Linked DNA regions of Homo sapiens: all the other regions are linked to region 3. A link is a contact called in ENCODE Hi-C or POLR2A ChIA-PET data. All regions are on one chromosome and are shown on one strand. Each heading gives the region's core, a stretch centred on a gene start or an enhancer-like site at or near the end of the contact. The rest is flanking DNA. Distances are from core to core; before and after follow the strand shown. Region 1 holds the start of SYPL2 (synaptophysin like 2). Region 2 holds the start of HENMT1 (HEN methyltransferase 1). Region 3 holds the start of TAF13 (TATA-box binding protein associated factor 13).

Region 1 (4,055 bases), core at 512-3,011, 390 kb before region 3:
CCCTGTAGAACTCAATCCTCCTCAGTATTAATGGTAACTTATTCCCTAGCTGAATTCTGTACTGAGAGCACATTAATTAAGTTATTCACACACCATTTGGTATGTGGATTGTCTAATTTAAAATCTCTTCTGCAATAGTGCACTAAATGCCCCCTACAAGTCTTTATGATTTGAGAAATTGACTGCACCTGTCCACATTCCTAATTTATACCCAGGAGGCCTTAGGCACTGGCCTAGTGAAGCAAGATAGTATTTCCACTAGACTGTAACAGGGGAAACTGAGGACCTGAGCAAGTGACTTTTTCAAGGTCACAAAGTAAGTCTAACCTAGGGCCATATTCTGGCACACCAAACTATTTAGAGCATAAGGAGACCCTAGGAAGGTTCTGATCAACATCTAACTAGTGTTGGAAATTGAAGTCCAGAGAAATGAATTGCCCAAGGTGACATAGCTGGAAAAGGCCAGTCTAGGTCTGGATCCCAGGGCCCCAGCTTCTCAGATCAGTGTTCCATTTTATTCTACATGCCACATTTTAGCCATGCCGTGATTTTTATTCTTATTTTTTTCTTTTATTTAATCATAGAACCACAAGCTCCGTTCATTCATTCATCCACTCCCTCACTCATTTACAGGAACTCGGATTACTCCAGTGACCTCAAAAGGGAACGGCGAGCCGAGAGCCTGTCCCCTGAGCCCAGTACTTGCAGGATCATCCAGGCCCTGGTGGGTTTGGGGGCAGGACGGTTTCCATCGCCTGCTTCCTTCCCTCCTTTGCCCTCTGCGGCTTCCCTCTTGGTGAAGAGCGGACCTCGTCCCCGTCGTCCTTCTCCCCCCTCCCGTCACCAAGGAGTGGTATGTGCAGGATCAGAGTTCTGGAAAGGTTACACCCGGGTCCTCTCGCCCGGGTGAAATGTGAGCGCCCTGGGCAAAGGCTCCTTGCACATAGAAGGACCGAATCCGGGACTCCGCATGCCTCGCTCTTCACCCTCCTGCCACTAAGTCCGGAGAAGCAGCCCCAGCCCGCCCCTCCCCCGCCCACCTGTCGCCGCCCCCCACCCTTCCGCCGTGGCCCGGCCGCAGCACCTCCCCAGCCCCCACCCTGGCTCCATTGCTTCAGGTCAGCGTCACAGCCCAGGCTCCCGAAATAGCCCGGGGCCGGGGCAGCGACTCACCCACTGGAGAACTTTGATGAAGCCCAGCGGCTCCTCCAGCCGCCGCCAGCGCAGCCCCACGAGTAGGCGGTCCACCTGCGGAGACACAGCCGGCCGGGGGGTCAGGGCGGTGGGGAACCCTGGGAAGGCGCTGGTCCCCTTGCCCCACTCACACGCGGTCCAGGGGTGGGATAAGTGTGCAGCCCGACATCTAGGTGGAGAGGGGCGGGTGAGAGTCCTGGGCGCGCAGGGACTACCTGCTGGCGCGGCGACTTGTCCGCCGTGCGGCCGGCGCTCTCGGTCGAGGACATGCTGGCGCGGCGAGCGCTGGGCGCGGCGTGGTGGCTTGGCTCTCTGGCCGGGAGGCGGCGGACACGGCGGGGGAGCGGGGAGCTGCAGGTCCGGGGCAGAGCAGGCGAGCGGGGCCGGAGCGCGAGCGGCCGTCGGTGGGCCGGAGTCCAGTCTGGCTGGCTGGCTGGCTGGGACGCGGGGGCGCTGCTGTTCGTGCTCTCAGAGGCTGCGGCCGCCGCGGTGCCCCGCCGGCAGCAGAAAGCCCCCGACTCGGATTCAAACTTCTGTCAAACTCGCAGCGAACTTGGCCGCCGGGTCACGTGGCGTGCGCTCCCGAACCCTCCTCCCGCCCCCTCTGCTCCCTTTCTCCGCTCGCCGGGCACCTTAAAGGGACCAGAGGCCTCCGTGGTTAGTTCCGCCGCGGGGCGGGGGGGACTCCGGGTCCTCCTCGCCGAAGCCTCCGGGACCGGTCCCCACCGAGACACCGCGGCCGTCGGAAACCCTAGCCAGGCGCACCTGGACGCACAGGCTTCAGGTTTATCCTTCCCTATTTTCCTGGATTGCAAACTGCCCAGCGCCGGTTTTTCTCCTCTTCCATACCAGAATATCCAGAACGTAAAAGATTCTCAAAAGGCACGATCAGGGCTGTGAAACAAGGTTCTAAGCCTCACGATTAACATACCGCCAGTACCGACAAAAGGGCGATAGAATATAAGCTGCTGATTTTTTATCCTGTCTAGCTAGGTATTGTTTTGATTTTTTTTTAAAACAACAAAAGACATTTGTATGTTAGTGATTTAAAAGTTATTGGCCAGGCTTGGTGGCTCACGCCTGCAATCCCAGCACTTTGGGAGGCCGAGGCCAGAAGATCACGAGGTCAGGAGTTCGAGACCAGTCTGGCCAACATAGTGAAACCCCGTCTCTACTAAAAATACAAAAAATTAGCCGGGTGTGGTGATGTGCGCCTGTAATCCCAGCTACTCAGGAGGCTGAGGCAGGAGAATTGCTTGAACCCGGGAGGTGGAAGTTGCAGTGAGCCGAGATCGCGCCATTGCACTCCAGCCCTGGCGACAGTCCAAGACTCTGTCTCCAAAAAAAAAGTTATTAATCTTTAACAAGTAGAAACTTAATCTCCTTTAAAATGGTCATTACCATTTAAATGAGAGTGAAAAAAGGTCTTTGAGGAATGAGGCGCAAAGAATATATTGAAACGTACTGAAAAGTTGACGTCTGGCTAGGCGCGGTGGCTCAAGCCTGTAATCCCAGCACTTTGGGAGGCGGAGGCGGGTGTATCACTTGAAGCCAGGAGTTCGAGACCAGCCTGGCCAACATGGTGAAACCCTGTCTCTATTAAAAATACAAAAATTAGCAGGGCGTGGTGGCACGTGCCTGTACTCCTAGCTACTCCGAAGGGTAAGGCACGAGAATTACTTGAACCCGGGAGGCGGAGGTTGCAGTGAGCCGAGATTGCACCACTGCACTCCAGCCTGGACAACAGAGCAAGACTGTGTCAAAAAAAAGAAAAAAAGAAAAAGAAAAAAGGCAGACAGAAGTGGGGAGAGAGAGAGAGGAAAAAAAAAGAAAGAAAAAGAACGGGAAGGGAAGGGAAGAAGGGAAGGGAAGGGACTGGTTGGGTTGAAGTCGTTGCATTTTTTTAACTGTAACTTGGTCTCTAACTTTTGAAAAGCATTTGGCAGGGGTGAGCAGTTGAGAATATTCCACACTTGGTTTACGAGAGCATAAATATAAGTAGTAAAAGGTTAAGTGATTTGTCCAAGGACAAATTCCTGTGCACTGGCTTGTAAATATGTATCCGTCTCATCCAAGTCATTCCTGCAGGTCCGCCCCCCCAACCGCTCCCCCCAGCACATCAGAATGAATGCCTTTTGAACAAACATTTGGCTATTATCTATACAAGTCGCTTCCCTATTGAGTAAGTGCCTTCCCAGAGCCTTGGGATTTAGAGAGAGACGTGAGGAAGGCAGCTCGGGCTGGATCAGGCCACATGGACTTGAAGGAAACTTCTCCAGTGGATTTCCATGCAAATCTAGACTAAGCAAGGAACAGCTTAGCCCAGTCCCCAGTCCACAGTTTAAAAATTGTTCTGCCGTCTTAGGTTCCTGTTCTATGGAATAGGGATAATAATTTATGTTCCACTCACTTCACGAAGCTGTCATAAAAATTAAATAGTGTGATATATGTGAATGCCACACTACACAAACACAAAAACATACACATTACCAATGTCTTCAACAATATACATACAGAATACAACACAATCAAAAAAGAATCAGAATAACACAACAAAAATCCACTTACACACCAACCAGCCTTGTTAATCTTTAACTCTTTTTTGTCTCAAATCCATTATTTTCTTTAAATCCATTCTTTAAAAAAGAAAAAAATGCATAAAATTGAAAACCTGTATATCACCTCATGTCACTCCCTCCCTCCTTCCTCCCCAGAAATATCCATTATCCAATTCTGAATTTGTTTTTTTATCAGTCTCATGCATGGTTTACTACTTTTTCTATGTATATAACTATAGGAGCAATACCTAGAAACCCATCAGATGTAGTATTGTTTTTCAAATTGCTTTAAACTTTATCTAA
Region 2 (3,879 bases), core at 236-2,735, 410 kb after region 3:
AGTGAATTTATTATTTAAACATTCTATTTTAAATTACATCCTGTAGTAAGGTGTACACTCCTTTAATGAAGTCTGCTAAAACTAGTTTCCCCAAGTCAACAGGAACCTCTCAAACTGTAATGTGAAATTATCACTGAGTGTTTTTTCTTTTTAGACATGGTCTGGTTCTGTCGCCCAGACTGGAGTGCAGTGGTGCAATCATAGCTCACTGCAGGCTCAGATTCCTGGGGTCAAGTGATCCTCCGGCCTCAGCCTCCCAAACAGTTGGGACCACAGGCAGGCACCACCATGCCCAGCTAATTTCTTTTTTTTTTTGGTAGAGACGGGGTCTCACACTCCGGGGCTCAAGTGATCCCCCAAAGTGCTGGGATTACAGGCGGAAGCCACGGTGCCGGGCCTTATGATTGAATTTTTGAAGCTTATTGTTAGTTATGTACTTCTTTACCTATGACACTAGACTCCCCAAAATGCCAAAAACAAGATTGGTGTAATTTATCATTGTGGTACCCTTAAGCTGTCAGCATAGTGCTTTGCATACAGCAGGCGTTAAATGTTTGAAAATACAGTTCCAATATATCATTTGTGGCATATTAATAGGCTATTAATTCAGTAGCAAAAACACCAGCTTTTGCATCTTTCAAAATATAAGTCAATCTTTTTTCCCTAAAGAAGGCAGCTTCGTCCCTCCCCTCACCCCCCTAATACTCTTCCATCATATACAGGAAAGAAAGTACTTATATATATTAAGTGGAGTCTCCAGAGGGAAGGATGGCAGGATACAATAACTTTTCCAAGAGATCAACAGTTCTATCCACAACACTCGGGGAAAACTATTTCGGGGGTCGGGTGGCGGTGGAGAGGGGGCGTTGGGAGCGGAAAGAACGTTTTTCTGAACGCAGGTGTCACTGGGCCAACTTCACCCAGCCTACATTCCTTTAAGGCCCCCGTGGACTGCTCTGGGATGAAAGCGGAGGCTGACTGGGACTCCAGCCGCCGGCCGCCTCGCGTGGAGCCTTGCTGCTCCTCTTGCCGCCTTCCGCTGGCCAGGACCGTTTTTAGGCCTTTGCCACGCCTCGGGAGCGCCACGAACTCAACAGCCGCCCAAGCCGCCTTCCGGCTCGCGGTCTGCGGACGCGCTCGGAGTTGGGGGCCTTCGCCAACAGCTGCCGTACCGTGCCGCGTCGCAGCCGCACGCTAGCGGGGTCAACGGCGCGGCAGGCGCAGGGGTCCTCGCCAAGGTTCGGAAGAGGACCTTGAAAATGGCTTCTGGGCATGCGCCACAGCGGCCGTTACGAGACGCAAAACCGACGCCTTGGAACTGAGAGCCTAGAGGGACGGAGCTCGGCGCACCATGAGGCTCCCGGGGCCCAAGGCCGACCGTGAGAGCGCACGAGGTTGGCGAGCCCCGCGGGGAGGCCGAGGCGCGGGTGCGGGCGCCGGCGTAGCCGCGGCGGTAGCGTCACGCAGCGAGGCCGTGCGTGCGCGGGCGTCAGGGCGGCGCTGAGTTGAGGACGCTGGCGGCTCCGCGACGAGCTTTGTTTTTTCGGTTGGGCATGCTGCTTACCGCAGGATGATGGAAGCGACGGCCCGTACAAAGACAGAAGCGTTGGTTTCAGTGAGCAGGGTTTCTTTTTCTTTTTCTTTTTTTTTTTTTGAGACGGAGTCTCGCTCTGTCGCCCAGGCTGGAGTGCAGTGGCGGGATCTCGGCTCACTGCAAGCTCCGCCTCCCGGGTTCATGCCATTCTCCTGCCTCAGCCTCCCAAGTAGCTGGGACTACAGGCGCCCGCCACTACGCCCGGCTAATTTTTTGTATTTTTAGTAGAGACGGGGTTTCACCGTTTTAGCCGGGATGGTCTCGATCTCCTGACCTCGTGATCCGCCCGCCTCGGCCTCCCAAAGTGCTGGGATTACAGGCGTGAGCCACCGCGCCCGGCCAGGGTTTCTTAATACAAGTTGGTGACTAACATGTTGCCTAGATTCCAGATTAAAGTCTAGTTGTTGGAGACACATGTGCAATAGAGAACTAAAATTTAAATTCAAGTTCGTGAGTGAATTGAATAGATGTTGGAGCATCTCTAGTTTATCAAGGACACTTTTTTTCCCCCTCGAAATTTCATTTTGACGATGTGTGGAAAAATTTTTGAAAAAATTTGAAGTTGAGGGTCTTAGCAATGAAATGGGCAGAACTCCTAAGATTGCTCCGTTTGTATCTAGTTGAACTATTCATGATAGTAAAGGGAAAGGATGGCTGTTTTCGCTCTTAGTAGGGTTTGACGTAGTGAAAAGTTACGCTTTCTGAGCCTGTTTGCGAATGTCTGAAAAAATACTGGATACATTCTGTGGATTAAATGGTAGTCCACATTTAATCCACAGATTGGCTATTGTGAATAATGCTATGAACTTCGGTGTATAAATATCTGTTCGAGTCCTGCTTTCGTGTTTTTTTTTTTTTTTTTGAGTACTCAGAGGTGAATTCATTATTTACTTTTAAGCGTTCTATTTAAATTATATACTGTAGTAAGGAGTAAGAAAGAGGCTTTCGTTCTTCCCTTCTGAACTAGGCAGCTATTTCTTTCAGGTATCGCTTTACAAAAACGGTTTTGTATTTATTACAGCTGAGTCAGTGCTGATTCTCTCAAATAGAGCTTGAAGGATAAATCTTCATTTTTGTTTCAACAAAACTTCGAAACAAAATGGAAGAAAATAATCTACAGGTAATGCCACCCTTCTTAGCTGCGTCTTTGACTCTTAAGAATTATCACCTGGATGTATTGTGAGATAATTGCAAACAAAATTGATCACATTTAGGTCCTAGCATTTCCCGGGGTGTTGGTTGAGGTAAACAAGGGTATACATAGATGAAAGAGTCACATTTGGTGTATGTAAGTAAAATAAATGTTTTTACTTTTATCACTAGGTGTTAAAGTAGCAAAATCTATTTTAAAAACACTCTAAGTAGTGTTCCCCAATGTGGTTGTGTATATGGATCACCTGGGGATTTTGTTAAGTTGCAGATTCTGTTTAAGGAGGTCTAGGGTGAGGCCCAAGCTTTTGTGTTTCTAAAGTTTCTAGGTGAAGATGCCACTGGTTTGGAAACCACATTGGGAGTACCTAGGGTGTAGCTCCCTGCTGTCCAGTAGCTACACATGGCAAGTGGGCACTTGAAATGTGGCTAGTGGAATTGAGGAACCGAACTTTAATTTTTTTTTTTTTTAAGACAGGGTCTTGCTCTGTTGCCCAGGCTGGAATGCACTTGCCCAGTCACGGTTAACTGCAACGCTGACCACCTGGGCTCATAACTTCATTTTTAATTTTAAGTTTAAAATTGGATATTTGATTACATTATTGGAAAAAAGTATGTTTGGAATAACTTGGGTATGTGCATGTATATTTTAAATGTAAAGTTTTTAAATCCAATACAGACAAGTATTTCTGATGAAGGTTTTGGAACTGAGACGCAGAAGTACAAAATATGTAGCACACTGGATTTTGAAGACTTAATGTGAAAAACAAGAATCTAAAATCTCTTATATTGATTTTATGTAAAAATTATATTTTCGATATATTGGTTTAAATATTCTAATTCCGATTATAATTCCAATTCTTGGGCTACAAGAAAGTTGCCTACTTGTATTTTATCTATTGGACAGTGCTACATCAGATATCAAATACCCTTTGGACTACTTTTATAATACTGCTGTATAGGAATAGTAACAGCTATTACAGATTAATCTTATAAATTCTGTTTTTTCTTGGGGTCATGTTAAAGAAAAAATTAGTCTGACTTTATTGAGGACTGTTGCAATAAGAACATTGCAAAGATGAAGAATTTGACCAGATAGGGTGATCAGATATCAGGGGTAGAAGATTCTGTCTAAA
Region 3 (4,022 bases), core at 1,104-3,603:
TTAAGCCACTAAGTTTTGGGGTAATTTGTTACAGCAATAAATAACTAATATATCTACCTACTCACATAATTTTGAAAATAACATAATATCCTAACAGGATCCAGTGATCCAGTGGCCAGGAGGTCAGGCATAAAGGTAATATAAAAGTAAAGTAAAAATAGTAACATTTGTTTCAATATATAAATACTCAGGTATGATGGCACTAGGGGGGGATAATGAAGATTTCAGATGCTTCTACCTATATGTAGAATTGCTTTGAATGCAGACTGATTTGGGTGAGTATTGTCGACCTAAAAGGAAGAAGCTGAGGCAAAATTAATATAAATAGAGAGTTTATTTGGGCCAAACTTGAGGATTACAACTCAGCAGCATAAAGTTGCCTAGAATATACACTCTAAGATTAGCAGCAGGTACAAGTGGATTTTTAAAGGAAAAGAATGAGGACAGGGAGTGGGCTGATACAAAGTTGTCTTTAAGGAGTTCTCATTGGTTCACAAAAATAACATTGATTAGTAATTGGCTAAACATTATCAAGCTATAGGGTGTGCGATATGGTGTCTGATGGGGCATAATTAGGCTAATTTATAACTAATACTTGTGGCAATAGCAAGCGGTTTTAAGACATAAATACATAGCTCAAAAGGGGGCAAGCAGGATGTGATTGCCTCTCATTTTAATGCCTCTTTGGGCCTAATAATTTAACTCACATTCCTCAAATCAAAGTTATTTTTTCATTATTCACTATTCAAATTATTACAAGTGATGTTGCTTTTGGTGACGTTATTTCTTGAAATGGTACACAGCTCTTAATGAATTCCAGACCAAACAAAATACAATTACTATTCAATTTTGGGGTAATAACATTCCTAGAAACTTCAACGTACATTAAAAGTGTGGGAAAATGCTTTGTGTTTATTTTTTTAATTTTTATTTTTTGAGGTGGAGTCCCGCTCTGTCACCAGGCTGGAGTGCAGTGGCACAATCCCGGCTCACTGCAACCTCTGCCTCCCGGGTTCAAGCGATTCTCCTGCCTCAGCCTCCCGAGTAGCTGGGATTACAGGCGTGCGCCACTACGCCCAGCTAATTTTTGTACTTTTAATAGAGACGGGGTTTCATCATGTTGGCCAGGATGGTCTTGATCTCCTGACTTTGTGATCCGCCCACCTCGGCCTCCCAAAGTGCTGGGATTACAGGCGTGAGCCACTGCGCCCGGCCGCTTTGTGTTTATTAACAAAGATAGGTTCAACTCTCAGATAATTAGTTTTCACTCACCGAATGTTCAGCAGGACATTCAGAAATCGTGTGTATTACGGGATTTTCTTTATGTAGCATCATCTGTTACACTGTAGGGACATTTATATTATATCCCTAGCTCTGGCCTTCCGATGCCTGTGGTTTTGCCAGCCATTGTTCTGACCAAAAGCCTTCCCCGGTGGACACGGTGGCTCACACTTGTAATCCCAGCACTTTGGGAGGCAGAGCGGGGCAGATCGCTTGAGGCCATGAGTTCCAGACCAGCCTGGGCAATGTGGGGAAACCCCATCTCTACTAAAAATACAAAAATTAGCTGGGCATTGGTGGTGTGCGCCTGTAATCCCAGCTACTTGGAGGCTGAGGTGGGAGGATGGCTTGAGCCCAGCAGGTCTAGGCTGCAGTGAACCCTGATTGCGCCACTTCACTCCATCCCGGGGGACAGTGAGGTTGTGTCTCAAAAAAACAAAAATAAGGCCGGGCATGGTGGCGCACGCCTGTAATCCCAGCTACTCGGGAGGCTGAGGAAGGAGAATCACTTGAGCCCGGGAGGCAGAGGTTGCAGTGGGCCGGGATCGCGCCACTGCACACTTCAGCCTGGGCGACAGAGTGAGACTTCGTCTCAAAAAAAAAAAAAAAAAAAATCAAAAAACCTTCACAAAATTTTAAATGCTTAGTCTCGGGACACCATCTCTTGGAAATTTGTGATGAAGCACAGTATCCCCAATAATTAACACAGTGCTTAGAAACAGTGGAACTACAAATCTTTAAAATGATTTAAAAGCATATTTGTCTGATAAAGGACTGCTGGCTTGCCCTCCTATGATCCATAGCTTCGCAGTCCCCAAACAAGAAGCTGTGATTCAATACGCAGTAGCAAATTCAGGGTGACAACGAGATACTCGCGACCTAGCCCGTGATTTCCTTTTCTTTGTTAGTTTTCAATTCCTTCGGGATTACAGGGAGGCGCTCCGGCCTCCTCCCTTAGAGACTGTCGCATTTCCGCCGCTAGGCCGGAAAGCACCACCGTCCTCCCGCAGGCCGCAGAGGGCTAGGCCCAGCTACGGCCCCGCGCGTCACCGGAAGTGAGGCGGCGGAAGTAGTGTAACCAGCTGGGAGCCAGCCGGCAGGACGCTGTGAGTTGGCGTGCTAGTGGGATGGCAGATGAGGAAGAAGACCCCACGGTGAGTGACCGTCTCTGTCCAAAACCTGTCTTTTCTTCACTCCTTCGGGCTCAGTAGCGGAGGCAGAGTTCAGGATCGGGTCTGCTTGCCTTAGTGAATTCAGCGGACAGAGTTCGGGGACTTCACGCCCTAAGGATTGATCATTTTAGAAAGTGGGGAAGGACATGAAGGAAGAGTAGGTTTTGTGACCCCTTTCCCCTTGATTTTGGTCTGTATTTGCCAGACACTGAAACACGTACAGAATCATCAGAGATCAAAACTAACATCTATTAGCGCGCACTATGAGCCAACAGTTCAATTGTTAACAAAACTGTACTTACTGTGAAGTAATGGGAAAAGAATGCATTGAAAGTCAGACAGCCTGGATTTCAAAATTTCCATTCTCTCTGAGCAAGTTATTTAACTTTGAACATCAGTTTTCTTTTTATAAAATAGGGTTACGGGCTTACTTAAGGAACGTTTTTAGCACTGTATAAGCAAATGCATAGGAAATATTAGTTTTGCTTACTACAAAGTCTACAAAGGTAGACTTTGATTCAGTATCAACTGTTTAACAGTAACAGTAGTAATAGGCCACCTTAGTTGTTTAAAAATAAAACTTATGGTCATTGGAACTCTTACAAGTAGAAGCAGTAGGATTATTAGTTAGGAACATTGTAGAAGCCATTTTTGCATGAGTTGGAAGTTGGACTAGATACATAGGCTCCTTCAATGCTAAGGTTTCGTGGTTTTTTTTTTTGCTGCTTCCTTTGGCTTTCTGGCCTATCTGTTGAAAAGGAAAAAAAAATGTCATTATTAAAATATCAAATGCAAGGCAATTATTTGACATTTCTATATATACATTTTAACTTCTAGTTTGAGGAAGAAAATGAAGAAATTGGAGGAGGTGCAGAAGGTGGACAGGGTAAAAGAAAGAGACTTTTTTCTAAAGAATGTAAGTAGTATTTGACAATGATTTTGTTATAGATGATGAAAACTTTTGGACATGTCCTTTCAAAGTAGCTTTATTGCTTTGAATGTTTCCCTGTAGGGATAATATTCTCAGACTAGCCTATCAAATTCTGTTTAACTTTTGAATCAGATAGTACCAATCCTAACCCCAATTGTGTGTGTGTGTATAAATTGCTTTTTTTTTTTTTTTGAGACGGAGTCTCGCTCTGTCGCCCAGGCTGGAGTGCAGTGGCGCAATCTCTGCTCACTGCAAGCTCCGCCTCCCGGGTTCATGCCATTCTCCTGCCTCAGCCTCCTGAGTAGCTGGGACTACTGGCGCCGGCCACCACGCCCACCTAATTTTTTTTGTGTGTTTTTATTTTGCTTTATTTTATTTTTTTAATTTTTTTAGTATTTATTGATCATTCTTGGGTGTTTCTCAGAGAGGGGTATTTGGCGGGGTCATAGGACAATAGTGGAGAGAAGGTCAGCAGATAAACATGTGAACAAGGGTCTCTGGTTTTCCTAGGCAGAGGACCCTGCGGCCTTCCTCAGTGTTTTGTGTCCCTGGGTACTTGAGATTAGGGAGTGGTGATGACTCTTAACGAGCATGCTGCCTTCAAGCATCTGTTTAACAAAGCACATCTTGCACCGCCC

Evidence for each region. A loop is a pair of places that touch in the nucleus more often than their neighbours do. ChIA-PET counts read pairs that join two places held with the same protein, here RNA polymerase II (POLR2A). Pooled maps may share reads with other maps.
Region 1: POLR2A ChIA-PET joins it to region 3 with 10 read pairs in AG04450. The contact joins the promoter of SYPL2 here to the promoter of TAF13 in region 3. POLR2A ChIA-PET finds 5 or more read pairs at or near these places in 3 of 52 experiments (A673, AG04450 and OCI-LY7).
Region 2: a pooled map shows a loop between it and region 3 (8-fold over the local background). The contact joins the promoter of HENMT1 here to the promoter of TAF13 in region 3. A Hi-C loop is called at or near these places in 6 of 50 pooled maps. POLR2A ChIA-PET finds 5 or more read pairs at or near these places in 4 of 52 experiments (A673, CD4-positive, alpha-beta T cell, CD4-positive, alpha-beta memory T cell and 1 more).

The regions. Positions count from the first base shown.
Region 1 is chr1:109,464,252-109,468,306 of GRCh38, reverse strand. SYPL2 (synaptophysin like 2) reads right to left here and starts at 1,761. Exons shown (of 6, transcript NM_001040709.2): 1 at 1,410-1,761; 2 at 1,174-1,248. The coding sequence starts at 1,463. RefSeq lists enhancers at 1,329-1,828, 1,829-2,330.
Region 2 is chr1:108,658,699-108,662,577 of GRCh38, reverse strand. It overlaps HENMT1 (HEN methyltransferase 1), which reads left to right and starts at 1,485. Exons shown (of 8, transcript NM_001102592.2): 1 at 1,485-1,615; 2 at 2,616-2,714. The coding sequence starts at 2,694. RefSeq lists enhancers at 588-1,176, 1,177-1,766 and a silencer at 1,352-1,521.
Region 3 is chr1:109,074,334-109,078,355 of GRCh38, reverse strand. It overlaps TAF13 (TATA-box binding protein associated factor 13), which reads left to right and starts at 2,353. Exons shown (of 4, transcript NM_005645.4): 1 at 2,353-2,435; 2 at 3,291-3,369. The coding sequence starts at 2,409. TMEM167B-DT (TMEM167B divergent transcript) reads left to right here. Exons shown (of 2, transcript XR_947688.3): 2 at 1-64. RefSeq lists enhancers at 2,096-2,345, 2,446-2,505, 3,110-4,022.